Linked DNA regions of Homo sapiens: all the other regions are linked to region 1. A link is a contact called in ENCODE Hi-C or POLR2A ChIA-PET data. All regions are on one chromosome and are shown on one strand. The core of a region is the stretch at or near the end of the contact, and the rest is flanking DNA. Distances in the headings are between cores, read along the strand shown. Region 1 holds the start of YLPM1 (YLP motif containing 1). Region 2 holds the start of PTGR2 (prostaglandin reductase 2). Region 3 holds the start of BATF (basic leucine zipper ATF-like transcription factor). Region 4 overlaps JDP2 (Jun dimerization protein 2).

What was found. A loop is a pair of places that touch in the nucleus more often than their neighbours do. ChIA-PET counts read pairs that join two places held with the same protein, here RNA polymerase II (POLR2A). Pooled maps may share reads with other maps.
Region 2: a loop to region 1 is called in a pooled map, with 5 times the contacts of the local background. The contact joins the promoter of PTGR2 here to the promoter of YLPM1 in region 1. A Hi-C loop is called at or near these places in 1 of 50 pooled maps. POLR2A ChIA-PET finds 5 or more read pairs at or near these places in 2 of 52 experiments (CD4-positive, alpha-beta T cell and activated CD4-positive, alpha-beta T cell).
Region 3: a pooled map shows a loop between it and region 1 (15-fold over the local background). The contact joins the promoter of BATF here to the promoter of YLPM1 in region 1. A Hi-C loop is called at or near these places in 1 of 37 single-sample maps with no recorded cell type and 9 of 50 pooled maps. POLR2A ChIA-PET finds 5 or more read pairs at or near these places in 2 of 52 experiments (GM10248 and T-cell).
Region 4: a pooled map shows a loop between it and region 1 (4-fold over the local background). The contact joins the enhancer-like site here to the promoter of YLPM1 in region 1. A Hi-C loop is called at or near these places in 1 of 50 pooled maps. POLR2A ChIA-PET finds 5 or more read pairs at or near these places in 4 of 52 experiments (OCI-LY7, PC-9, activated CD4-positive, alpha-beta T cell and 1 more).

The regions. Positions count from the first base shown.
Region 1 is chr14:74,761,771-74,764,783 of GRCh38, forward strand. It overlaps YLPM1 (YLP motif containing 1), which reads left to right and starts at 1,546. Exons shown (of 21, transcript NM_019589.3): 1 at 1,546-2,592. The coding sequence starts at 1,720. RefSeq lists an enhancer at 1,254-1,593.
Region 2 is chr14:73,850,369-73,853,381 of GRCh38, forward strand. PTGR2 (prostaglandin reductase 2) reads left to right here and starts at 1,463. Exons shown (of 10, transcript NM_001146154.2): 1 at 1,463-1,575. RefSeq lists a silencer at 1,197-1,599 and an enhancer at 1,209-1,258.
Region 3 is chr14:75,521,076-75,524,088 of GRCh38, forward strand. It overlaps BATF (basic leucine zipper ATF-like transcription factor), which reads left to right and starts at 1,394. Exons shown (of 3, transcript NM_006399.5): 1 at 1,394-1,670. The coding sequence starts at 1,608. RefSeq lists an enhancer at 1,362-1,691.
Region 4 is chr14:75,451,402-75,454,414 of GRCh38, forward strand. The region is part of intron 2 of JDP2 (Jun dimerization protein 2); the gene reads left to right. Among named protein-coding and RNA genes, the nearest start is that of JDP2, 25 kb to the left of the region's middle. RefSeq lists enhancers at 596-1,110, 1,111-1,626, 1,627-2,140. Within about 2 kb of position 1,635, at least 29 of the 41 ENCODE cell types and tissues checked have a DNase peak (open chromatin) inside an H3K27ac peak, as active enhancers do; they include OCI-LY7 and PC-9, where a contact is called at or near this core.

The DNA.
Region 1 (3,013 bases), core at 296-2,795:
TTCTGTTTCTCTCTTTTTTTTCTTTTTTGAGATGGAGTCTCGCTCTGTCACCCAGGCTGGAGTGCAGTGGCACGATCTCAGCTCACTCCAACCTCTGCCTCCTGGGTTCAAGTGATTCTCCTGCCTCAGCCTCCTGAGTAGCTGAGATTACAGGTGAGCACCACCACGCCTGGATACTTTTTGTATTTTTAGTAGGCATGGGGTTTCACCATGTTGACCAGGCTGGTCTTGATCTCCTGACCTGGTGATCTGCCTGCCTCAGCCTCCCAAAAGTGTTGGGATTACAGGAGTGAGCCCCCGCGCCCTGCCTCTGCGTTTCTTTTCTGTCTATGAAATTATCCCGATTGTTCTGCTCATTGGAACACTGTTTCTGCTTTATAGAATGAGACGTTGCCCAATTCTAGAATAGCAGGTAAAAGTTAATTAAGATCTTTAAACTAAATTTGTTGTAATTTTGTCTTTTGACATGTAATTTTCTGTATATTCGTTATACTTCAATAAAAAGTTAAAAGAAACATAACTAAATTTCTATTTGAAAACAGAAGCTCTTCCTTTTGAAGGATGCCTTGCTGCTCCACTTTCCATTCACATTCACCTCCTGAGAGAGGTGAAGATCTGGGTTGCTAAGATGGAAGAAAGGTCAATTATTTGCATGTTACTCAAGTGATGCACTGACACAATATTCTCACAGTTCTCCCTCCCCCCGCCCCCCCCCACACACCCAAAAGAATTCAGTGTATTAGCTTTGCTTTTTAGTGATTCACTCAAGCTAAAGTAAGAGTTTATGTCTGGTATTACGTTGAGAGCTTTTGGAAGATTATCTTCCAGGTTGTCTTTAGACCATCTTTGTATCTGGTTTTTGCTCTCTTTGCTTTTGCTCTGAGATTCTGCAACACCGATTTATATGTGTTGAGACAGTCTAAAAAATTCCATTTCTCCCCTTCTACAATTCCTGCAGATGTTACTCACTATATGTCTGCAGGAATTGGTGTAATCTTACACTCTGCCTTGAAAACACCTTTCCATTCTTCACAGCTTTGTTCCCAGTTGAATTTCTGGGGAGAATTGAGTTAGGTCTATTCATTTAATTTGGGAGAAACTGACATCTTTACAATTTTTCCTCTTTTCACCCAGGATCATGGTAAGCCTCTCCATTATTTGAAGTCTAATTTCATCCTACTTGGATATGCTTCTTTATGACTCTGTAGCTTTCTACATATAAGTCCTACATCTTTCTTGTTAGAGTTTTTCCTAGTTGCTTTATGTTTTTTTGTTGTTGTTGCGATTGTTGCTATTGTGAATGGAACCTTTTTTTTTTTTCATTCAAAAATGAACCCGTGGAGCGATAGGATCTCTACCACCTCTTTCGGCTGTGAGACTCTATGGTTTTTCAGTTCTATGAGAACATTCTACTGGAGCCTACATTATCTGAACCCAAAGGAAGATGGCAACCACGAGTCGCCAAGTAAAGGACCGCTCTATCTCGCCTTTGTTCTCCTCTCGGTGGTTACTGCGCAGACGTAGTCGCCCAAGTCGCGTCCCCGCCTTCCCGGTCGCGGGCCCAGCTCGGGAGCGCCGGCGCACTGGCGCGCTCCGTTTACACGCTCCGGGGCCTGTAGGCGCCGCGAGTTCCGGCTGTCGCCGTCGCCGCCGCGGCTCCTGGAGGTCGGTTGCGACGAGTAACGGCGCCAGGACGAGCCCTGCGCCTTCTTTTTCGATATGTACCCGAATTGGGGCCGGTATGGCGGGAGCAGCCACTATCCGCCGCCACCGGTCCCACCGCCGCCGCCAGTGGCGCTTCCTGAGGCCTCGCCGGGGCCCGGGTACTCGAGCTCGACGACTCCCGCGGCCCCCTCCTCCTCGGGCTTCATGAGCTTCCGCGAACAGCACTTGGCGCAGCTCCAGCAGCTGCAGCAGATGCACCAGAAGCAAATGCAGTGCGTGCTTCAGCCCCACCACCTTCCTCCGCCCCCTCTGCCGCCCCCGCCAGTGATGCCGGGGGGCGGCTACGGAGACTGGCAGCCGCCACCGCCACCGATGCCCCCGCCACCCGGGCCGGCCCTCAGCTATCAGAAGCAGCAGCAGTACAAACACCAGATGCTCCACCACCAACGAGACGGGCCTCCTGGTTTGGTTCCAATGGAGCTGGAATCCCCCCCTGAATCTCCCCCTGTGCCGCCTGGGTCCTATATGCCCCCATCTCAGTCTTACATGCCCCCACCTCAGCCGCCACCCTCTTACTACCCCCCGACCTCATCTCAGCCCTACCTGCCTCCTGCTCAGCCGTCCCCTTCGCAGTCCCCACCTTCCCAATCCTACCTGGCGCCCACCCCTTCTTACTCATCCTCCTCCTCTTCCTCGCAATCCTATTTGAGCCATTCCCAGTCCTACTTGCCCTCTTCTCAGGCATCTCCTTCCCGCCCCTCCCAGGGCCATTCTAAATCCCAACTACTAGCTCCACCACCACCGTCCGCCCCCCCTGGAAATAAGACAACTGTCCAGCAAGAGCCTTTGGAGAGTGGGGCCAAAAACAAGAGTACTGAACAGCAGCAAGCCGCCCCTGAGCCAGATCCCTCTACGATGACTCCACAGGTAAGAAAGCATCTGCCTGAACCTCATCTTTCACCTAGAGGGCCCTGAATGAGCAGGCCTCAGGGCTTTAACCAGTGGTTAGTCTAATTCCAACACACAATGACTAGCTAACACTCCAAAGGATTCCGTAAGAGTCAGAGGGCTGACAGCTCAGCTTTTTAATTAGCTAGATGTGAATTACCAAAAAAACAGCGTTTGTAGATGTGTATGGATTACATACAGTGGTGGGGTGGCTCAAAAGTTACCTCTCAGATACATTCCTTGGTTTCTTTGACCATCCTCTTAGATTTTGTTGCTGTTGCAAATAGATTTTGTTGCAGAGGGTCTTGTTTTAAAATTGTATTTTAAACGAAAGTTTCCATTTGAGAGAAAGCATGAAAAAGAGGCCTCGCCAAGGGCTGACACTTGAATGTTTGTAAAC
Region 2 (3,013 bases), core at 213-2,712, 910 kb before region 1:
GTACCTATAAATCCTCTACTCATCTCTTGAATTTTTGGGAACTCATTTTGGCGAGAAAAATCACACTTGTTACAAGGAGTTCACAGACCCTAGAATCAAGAGAGCTAAAACTAATTAATACACATACATATATTTAAAATTTTTGAGACAAGGTATCAGTCTGTCACCCAGGCTGGAGTGCAGTGGTGTGATCAAGGCTCGCTGCAGCCTACTGAGCAGCTGAGAGACTACCAGCAAGCACCACCACACCTAGCTAATTTCATTTTATTTTTTATTTTTTGAAGAAATGCGGTTTCACCACGTTGCCCAGGCTGGTCTCGAACTCCTGACTCAAGCAATCCACCTGCCTCTGCCTCCCAAAGGTCTGAGATTACAGGCGTGAGCCACTGCGTCCAGCCCCAAAACTAATTTAATATTGCAGGGCTTCTTTTCTATTTTGAAAGTGTTTCTTTTAAATCAAGTTCTAGATTACCTTTATTTTATACTACTACTTTTTGTCTATTTGAGCATTTTATTTTTCATCATTTGGTTTAAGTCATTACAAAAGGCATTGAAGGTCTGTCTACCTGTCCATGACAGATAAAAGAGATTAGCTCCTGTCTGAAAATGTTTGCAAAGTAGTGTAATTCTCCTAGTCCTTCCTGAAGCTTTCCCAAAGAAGCAAAAATATTCAGACATAAAGCTACCAGGAACTCCAACCTGTTTGATCACTATTCCCTTGCTCACCAACCTAGTCATCTTTCAGCTACTCCATGCATGACTTGTGCTGAGCTATTAGCTCCCACATGAATACAAGCAATTCTTATACCTGCCTAATTCAGATGATCTTTCTTAGGGTTTGAAGTCCCTGGGGATCCGAAGCTGTCCTAGGTATACACTTCTCTCAACCCAGTCCAGCACAAAAGGAGACGACTAACGATGAATGAAATTGAGAAATCAGCCCACACTGGTAATCTTGGAGGAATTTGGTATTCTTCGTGAAATAAAAGAGGCGCAAAGGGGCCCTGGATTAGGGTCCGGAGAGAGGGGTTTTATCCCAGCACTGCCCCTAACCAGCTGAAAGGTAGGTGGTCCAATCACATCAGCTCTCCGAGACTCAGTTTCCCCATCTATAAAACAAGGAGTAGGCTTGACGGTCCCTGTCTCACTATAATTTCCCAATCGAGGTTCAGGGAGAAATCCACAAAACTAATAAAACTTCTTCACGGACTGCTAAATGTGAACTCACTGGTCAAGGCTGCAAGATTTGCTCTTTGGGTCAAGGCAGTAGGGGCGGCCACAAGGAACCAATCTCAGTTAAGTTATTAATGCACTTTGCCCAGACTAGTAACTCTCCCCTGACGTTCCGCATTTCCCTTGCTTCTCCCGGAAACGTGGGGCGCCCAGGAATCCTAAACTTCCAATCCCTAAGCTTCCAAACCCCGCCCCTGGGAGGGGAGGGGGCGCGGAGCCGGGCCTAGTCGCGCGCCTGCGTACTGCGGTCAGAGGGCCGAGGCCTGGGGGCGAGCTGGGGTCGTGCAGTACAGCCTCTTTCCGGCAAATCACGCGAGATTTCGTTCACCCGGGCTCCACAGGGTCAGTGACGCGCGAGCGGCTCCCGCGACTGTGGCTCCCGAAGCTGCTTCGGGCCCCAGCGGTGAGGAAGAAGACTCTCAACCAGGGTGACTTCTAGGCGTCCTCCCGGAGCTACCGGGGACACTGGCGTTATTGCCCGCAACACTGAGATAGGGAATGCTCGAGAAACAGAAGCAGGTTTTGGGGTTTTTTTTGAATTACTGGGGGAAAGCAACCTGAGGTTTTGACGTAATTGTGTTTGAGGTGCCTCTGAAACTTTCATTTAACACAGATTTGTTGAGCACGTACCATGCGCCGGGCATAGGGGATTGGACTCACATTTTTTTGTGTGTGTGACGGAGTCTCGCTCTGTCTGTCGCCCAGGTTGGAGTGCAGTGGCGCGATCTCGGCTCACTGCAGCCTCCATCTCTCGGGTTCAAGCGATTCTCCTGCCTCAGCCTCCCGAGTAGCTGGGATTACTACTGCGCCCGGATAATTTTTTGTATTTTTGGTAGAGACGAGATTTCACCGTGTTAGCCAGGATGGTCTTGATCTCCTGACCTCGTGATCTGCCTGCCTCGGCCTCTCAGAGTGCTGGGATTACAGGCGTGAGCCATCGCGCCCGGCCTGGATTCACATCATTGAACAAAGCAGACGAGTCCTTATCCTCTTAGCGCTGACGAGCTGGGCAGTTAGTTTGAAATTCTGGGCTAGAGACGCAAATTATTATTAATTTCCATATAAAGTGGTTGGTAGGAGGAGCCACAGGGCTCAGGGAGGTCACTGAGAAAGGGAAGAGCAAGATAGGAATCTCCACATGCAAGACTTCGGGAGGGGAAGGGGGAGACCAGAAAACCGGAAGGGGAGGAGAAGACTGGCAGAGAGATCCAGAAAGACACGTGGTTTGTTTGTTTGTTTTTTGAGACAAAGTCTCGCTCTGTTGCCCAGGCTGGAGTGTCCTGGCTGGATCTCGGCTCACTGCAGCCTCAGTCTCCTGGGTTCAGGCAGTTCTCCAGCTTCAGCCTCCTGTGTAGCTGGGACTATAGGCGCCCACCACCACGCTTAATTTTTGTATTTTTAGTAGAGCGGGGTTTTCCCATGTTGGCCAGACTGGTCTCGAATTCCTGGCCTCAAGTGAGCCTCCCACCTCAGCCTCCCAAAGTGCTGGAATTACAGGTGTGAGCCACGGCTCTGGGCCCAGAAAGATACGTTTTATAACAAGGCGTGGTCAACAGGGTTGCTAGTGGCAGAATAATCGCACGAAATAAGGGTATTAAAAGGTATTAGGAAGCTCATGTGATGGAAATAGCAGGTGCCGTGTTGGAGTATGGGTTCTAGCGTTATTACAAGTTGGGCGACTCTGGGCGAATTATTCTCTTTCTGTACCTCTTTTTTCTTCTCTTTTTTCTTTTTTTTTGAGATGGAGTTTCGCTCTTGTCGCCCATGCTGGAGTGCAATG
Region 3 (3,013 bases), core at 144-2,643, 760 kb after region 1:
CAATACTCAAGCACACTTCCACCTCAGGTCCTGGAATGTCCTTCCCTGAGACACTCACCATTCACTCCCTCTCTTTCTTCGAATCTCTGCTCAGGTATCCCCTCTTTGGGCAAGGCCCTTCTGACCACCCAGAATTCCCTAACCTCCAACCCTGCTTTATTTTCCTCCATAGGAAAGGAATTTTGTCTTACTTAATTTAACCTTAGGGCAATATTGTCTTAGTCTAGAAATTCAGCTCATGGATACAAAAATCCTCTAGGAGCCGTAACTTCCTGTCAATCCTAAAATTTAATAAGGCAAATGTTTGGCTTCGAGCCATACTGGGAATAAGGTAAGGCCTTTTGAAAAAGCCACGATGCCCAGGTGAGGGTTGAATTGATCACTGAGAACCCTACAAATGCGCTCATGGCAAGGCTGGGAATACCCTACACTTACCCTCTCGGTCATTTACTTCAGAGTCTGCGGGGCATTCTAATCCGCGTTGTCATTTGCTTTGTGCCACATTCCTAAGAGGTAGGCAGGGCAGGTTTTATCATCCTCTGTTTACAGATGAAGATAATGAAGGTCACATAGCTCAAGTGAGCTACCCAGGGCCACAGACATACAAAGTGGTAGAACCAGAATTTAAATCTTGGTTGGTCTGACTCCAAGTGTAGTATTTGTTTCACTTTTTCTTTCTTTCTTTCTTTCTTTTTTTTTTTTAACTGTTTCTGCATTCTGGGTTCTGACCAGGTGACCTTGAATCATAAAGATTCAGGGCCTGTCTTGAGCTGCTCAATATGGAAGGCATCTTTTCTCTAAAGAGTGTGAGCTCCCTGCCAAGCAGCACAGGCGCTTAATAGGCTTTCAGAGCAGCAATTCTAGAACCTCCCTTGTGGCTTTCTGATCTCCCACAGCCCTTGTGTTTGATGGTCAGGAAAGGAGAATACCCTTGGATCGTCTTATCTCCAGACCACCCCGAGGCTGGCTGGACTTAAGGGGTGAGGAAAGACAAGATGGGTGAGCAGCTGCTTTCGGCTGAAAACCAGAAAGAAATCCCAGTGTTTTTGCTTTATTTTGGTTTAAAAATCAAGTCGTATGACAATGGAAACATTTTCCTGGTTGTCCTCTCCTCTCTGCCCATGTTGACAGAAGACGGACTTGCTAATTCTGGCTGGGGTTTTTCCCTGCCTGGGCTGTTTTTCTCTTTTATCTTCATCAATTGAAGAGGGCTGCTGTGTCTTTCAAACTGTCGGAAGGTATCTGTATTTTTTTTTCTTTCACATAATTCTGTAGGTCTTTTCCCAGATATGTATTTTTCTCTCTAACTTCTAACTCGCTGAAGTTTCCGCCCATGTGACTTCCAGCGTGAGTTACCAGAAACCACAAGAGAGAGAGAGAGCGTGCAAGCCCCAAAGCGAGCGACATGTCCCTTTGGGGAGCAGTCCCTCTGCACCCCAGAGTGAGGAGGACGCAGGGGTCAGAGGTGGCTACAGGGCAGGCAGAGGAGGCACCTGTAGGGGGTGGTGGGCTGGTGGCCCAGGAGAAGTCAGGAAGGGAGCCCAGCTGGTGACAAGAGAGCCCAGAGGTGCCTGGGGCTGAGTGTGAGAGCCCGGAAGATTTCAGCCATGCCTCACAGCTCCGACAGCAGTGACTCCAGCTTCAGCCGCTCTCCTCCCCCTGGCAAACAGGTAGAGTCCTCCTTTTTCTCTCTCCTACCTTCTGATTCTCCTGGGGGATGGAAAGAGAGCCAGGCTTCCTTGTCCTGCCCAGGGAGCTGAGGATGGAGGAAGTGGCTCGTTGCACGGGCACTCTGTTAGACTTAGGACATGGAATTTGCTACTAAGCTGTGCATATTGGCAGAGATCCTCATCCTTCCACCCATTCTGCCAAAGCCCCTTTTTCTCTCCATTTTCCAAGGCTGCCTATCACCTCTGCCTCACTGGGGTTGCCACCCTAAAAAGCTTTCTAGGAAGCAAAGAGGAGGATGAACATCAAAGAATGCAGAGAAAAGAGTCTACTGTTCTCCAAGGCTGTAGAAAAGTGAGAGGAGTTTTCAAGTGGGCCGCTGGCATGCACAGCTCAAATCCTAGATATGCAGTTTCCCAGGAGACAGCCAATAGGGAAGGGGAGAAAAGGGGTTAGGGAAAAGTTAAAAAAAAAAAAAAAGAAGAAGAAGAAGAGGAAGAAGGAGGAGGAGGAGGAGAAACCCAGGCTAGCATAGAAGGATCTCTCTACTGGGGCACTGCCTCTGTTGCTAGCACAGCCAGCAAGGGGAGATGCTAGAGGTCCAGCCAATATCTCTTTGCTTGTGGCTTCTGGATAGGAGCAAGGAAATGAATGAGGAGGTGGCTCTGGAAATTTGTTGGAAGACATTTGCTGGTAGTTCATCTTAGCTCTGGGGAAACCAGAGAGACTGAGATAGGGATTGTGGGAGCATTTGGAGTCTAGATTGTGACTTCCAAGTCCAAAGGTTTTAGCTTGAGGATTACCAAAAAAGGAGTGCCCTGCCCATCTCACAGCTTCTAGGGTTTTGTTCTGCACCACACTCTTGACATCCCTTGCTGTAGGAAGCCCTCCTCTTTCTCATCCGACATGTATCCGTGGGTTAAAATTTTCTCAACCTTCATAGTTTAAAAACTTCATTCTTTCCTTAGCACAGATATCCACAAGGGTTTTCAAAATGCTGCAGCCAAAATAAAAGTATATAAATATTGAACAGGGCGTATATCCTAAGCCTCTAATAACGGAGCAGCAGGCTGGGATGAGTCTGGGTGGAGACCTCTAGAAGGCACAGAATCCAGTCTGCTGCTCAAGATGGTGTCAGAGTGGCTCTGACTGCCTGGAAGTTTGTACTTTTCTTAGGAAGGAAATTACTCATGGCTTCCATGGTAACCTGGTGCCCCATCCCCCTTAGAGGAAGAGCACTTCCTTCCTATCTATGCCAATGACCTCCTACCACAAAGGCCTGAAAGTATTGGACATGTTGGTGAGCCCAGTACTTAGTGATCCCAGAGCTTTGCCCTTGGATCTG
Region 4 (3,013 bases), core at 385-2,884, 690 kb after region 1:
CGGGGGTGTGGGGAGGCAGGTAGTGAGCCCTCAGGGACATCCACGTTGAGCGTCTGGCCCAGCTGGCACTTGGATATTTGGGTCTGCAAATCCAGATTTGGTTGGCATTAGTGTATGGGTGGTGGCTGAAACCACGTGAGTAGATGCAAACGGAGATCCACAGGCCGTGCGTATCGAGTGAGGAGAGTAGCAGGCCAAGGATGGGACCTGGAAAACAGCCCGGAAGGGATGGGAAATAGCAGGAGACTGGAAAGGCAAGGTCAGAGGATGGGCAGGTGCAGGGGAGTGGGTCCAGGGCATGGAAAATTCAGGAAAGAGGGATGATGCACAGTCAGGCAGAGCCTCCCAGGAGGATGGACCAAGCAGTGTCCTCTGGGCTGGTCTGTGAAGACCCAATCCCTGTCTTGAAGAGCAAGCCATTTCCTTCTCTGGGACTCAGTTTCCTCATCTAAAATCTAGGGATTAGCCTTGGTGCTTCCAAGAGCCCCTGGCACTAAGCGTCTGTAAAAGCAGAAACTTCTTTTTTCTTTTTTTCGAGACAGAGTCTTGCTCTGTTGCCCAGGCCGGAGTGCAGTGGCACAATCATGGCTTACTGCAGTCTCAACATCCTGGGCTCAAGCAATCCTCCAGCCTCAGCCTCCTGAGTGGCTGGGACTACTGGTGTACACCACTGTGCCCAGCTAAGAAACTTCTTATAAGAAATTAGGGGGCACCCTTCCTACATCCCTCAATCAGGCCCACGCTGCCCTTGAAGGCTGGATGAATGAAAACCCAGAGAAGTCAGAGCTGGAAAGGACTTTGCGGAGATTTTAGTCCAGCCCACCGTGTGGAAGGTAGCCTGATGGAATGGAGTCAATCCCTGTCTTTTCCCAGCTTGGCAGCCTCGGGCAGACACTCCACCTCGCTGAGCCTCAGTTTTCTCACTTGTAAAATAAGGCCCCTGAGACCCACCTTGCAGATGTGTTTGAAGGTCAGTGAGAAATGGGAGCTACTTGTGCTTATTAAAGATGAGCCCCAGGACCGGAGAGGTGACCTGATTGACTCGAGGTCACAGAGCAGGGCACTGTGGTGACCAGAGCCCAGGCTTCTGAGGACAAGCCCACTAGGGTCAGCTGACTGCCAGAGGTCATAAATCAGCAGCCGTGGGCCAGTGCAGCCCACAGATGTGTTTTGTTTGGCTCATGCGGTGTTCCTTTCAAAATGGAATTTGTTGCTGACATTCAAAAGTGGGAGATTTTACTTCAAAAATTTATATTTTCTTGAAAACTTGGAAGAATTAGCAGCACTGAGCCTGCATCCCACTGGGGCTAGTGTCCCCTCCCATGGCAGGAGGGGTGGCCACCGCCCCATCCAGCCCTCCCCCCTCACTAATGGTGAGTTACTTGCTTGACCCCTGAGGTGATGTGAGTCTGCAACCCCAGCCTTAGACTGACCATTTGTCTTGAATTTTCTCCTAAAGCCCTGCCCGCTGTTCACTGAAACAGCTCAATATTTCACAGCTGAGGCCCAGACCTTGGCCACTGAGTAAGAAGGCCTGGCAAGAGATGACGGGAGAGACAGGAGGGCAGAGAGTTTCCAACAGCTCAGCCCCATGGGGGATGCTGGGAGGGCCTGGCCCCTGCAGGCTGCCGGGGGTCAGCAAGGGAGTTGGCTGAGGGCCCCTGGGGTTTCCTCATTCCTCCCTCCTGGAGTGGGAGGAGGCTATGGGCCTAGCCGGCTGGGCAGGCTGAGATCTTGTCCCTGAATTGCCCTACTTTGTTGATGGGGGGTGGGGGAGTGGGGAGGGACTGCAGCCCCTGGCTTAGTGCAGCCCTGTTTATGTAGGGGAATGTCTGGTATGTTTGGTATTTGGGTGTTTACTTCCCAGGGTGCTCATGGGTCCCTGGTGTTGAAATGTGGCTCCTCCATGCAGGGGGGGCCCTGGTGGGCCTGGCTGGCTGTGTGAGGCCTGAGGCTAGATTTGGAGGCTGCGGGGCTGTTACTCCAGGCCTGCTCACTGACAACTCAGCACGCCCTGAACTCCCCAGCCTGCTCCTCCCTCTCCGCAGTACTCCTTTCTGTGCCGCATTCTGCCCGGAGGCAGGCCAGTGTGCCGCTGCTGCAATAGCACCACCTCCGCCTTGCCTGCGAAGGAAGGCAGGGAAGCTGGCATCACGGAACTCTTCCTGTGCTCCCGGCTCTGGGCTGGAACTCAGTCCTCATTACTACCATGTGCGGCAGGGCTCAGTACCTTCCTGTACAAGTGAGGAATGGAGGCTCAGAGAGGCCAAGTAACTTGCCCAGGAGCACACAGCTGGTCTACAGCAGAGCTTCTGGAGGAACTCAGGTCTTAAAGACCACCCCCCAACCCCACCAACCAAAGCTCACACTGTCAACTCTGATGCCACAAGTCTCAGATTAGCCTGGTTCTGTCTGCCCAGGCAACAATTCTTAGTATGAGACAGAACCCTCAGACTTGGGCTACTCTGGTTAGTGCTGGGGGTTTTGGTTTTTCTTTTGTGTCCATTTTTGCTTATCACTTCCTTTATTTCTTTGTCCATGTGAGAGTTTCTGTATTTTCAGCGCCTTGGGTTGAGAATGTAATTTCTCTTTCTCATTCTGTCTCTCTGTGGGTCCTGCAAGCTATGTTTTTGAAAACGCTTATGAAAAGTCAGAATTCAAAATCACATCTGGGCTGCTGTTTGTCACAGTGGAAATGCCGCGCCACCTGCAGACGGGGCCTGAGAAACACGGAAATGGGTGAGGGTTAGGCCCGAGAGGAGCTGGTGACGTCCCCTCCTTTAAACCATGGAGCTTGAATGTTACACCTTCATGTAAATTGTGCAATAACGTTTTTTAAAACATGTTAAAAACTTCTAACTCTAAAGGCAGTGATCATGATCAGACCACCCACCCCTTGAAGAGCAGGACGTGCTCAGGCCCTGCGGCCCAAAGACCTGGATACGAGTCCTGCGCTGTCACTGAGCATCTACGCAGCCTTGATGTTCTTAGTTTCCTCATCTGCAAAAGTGGG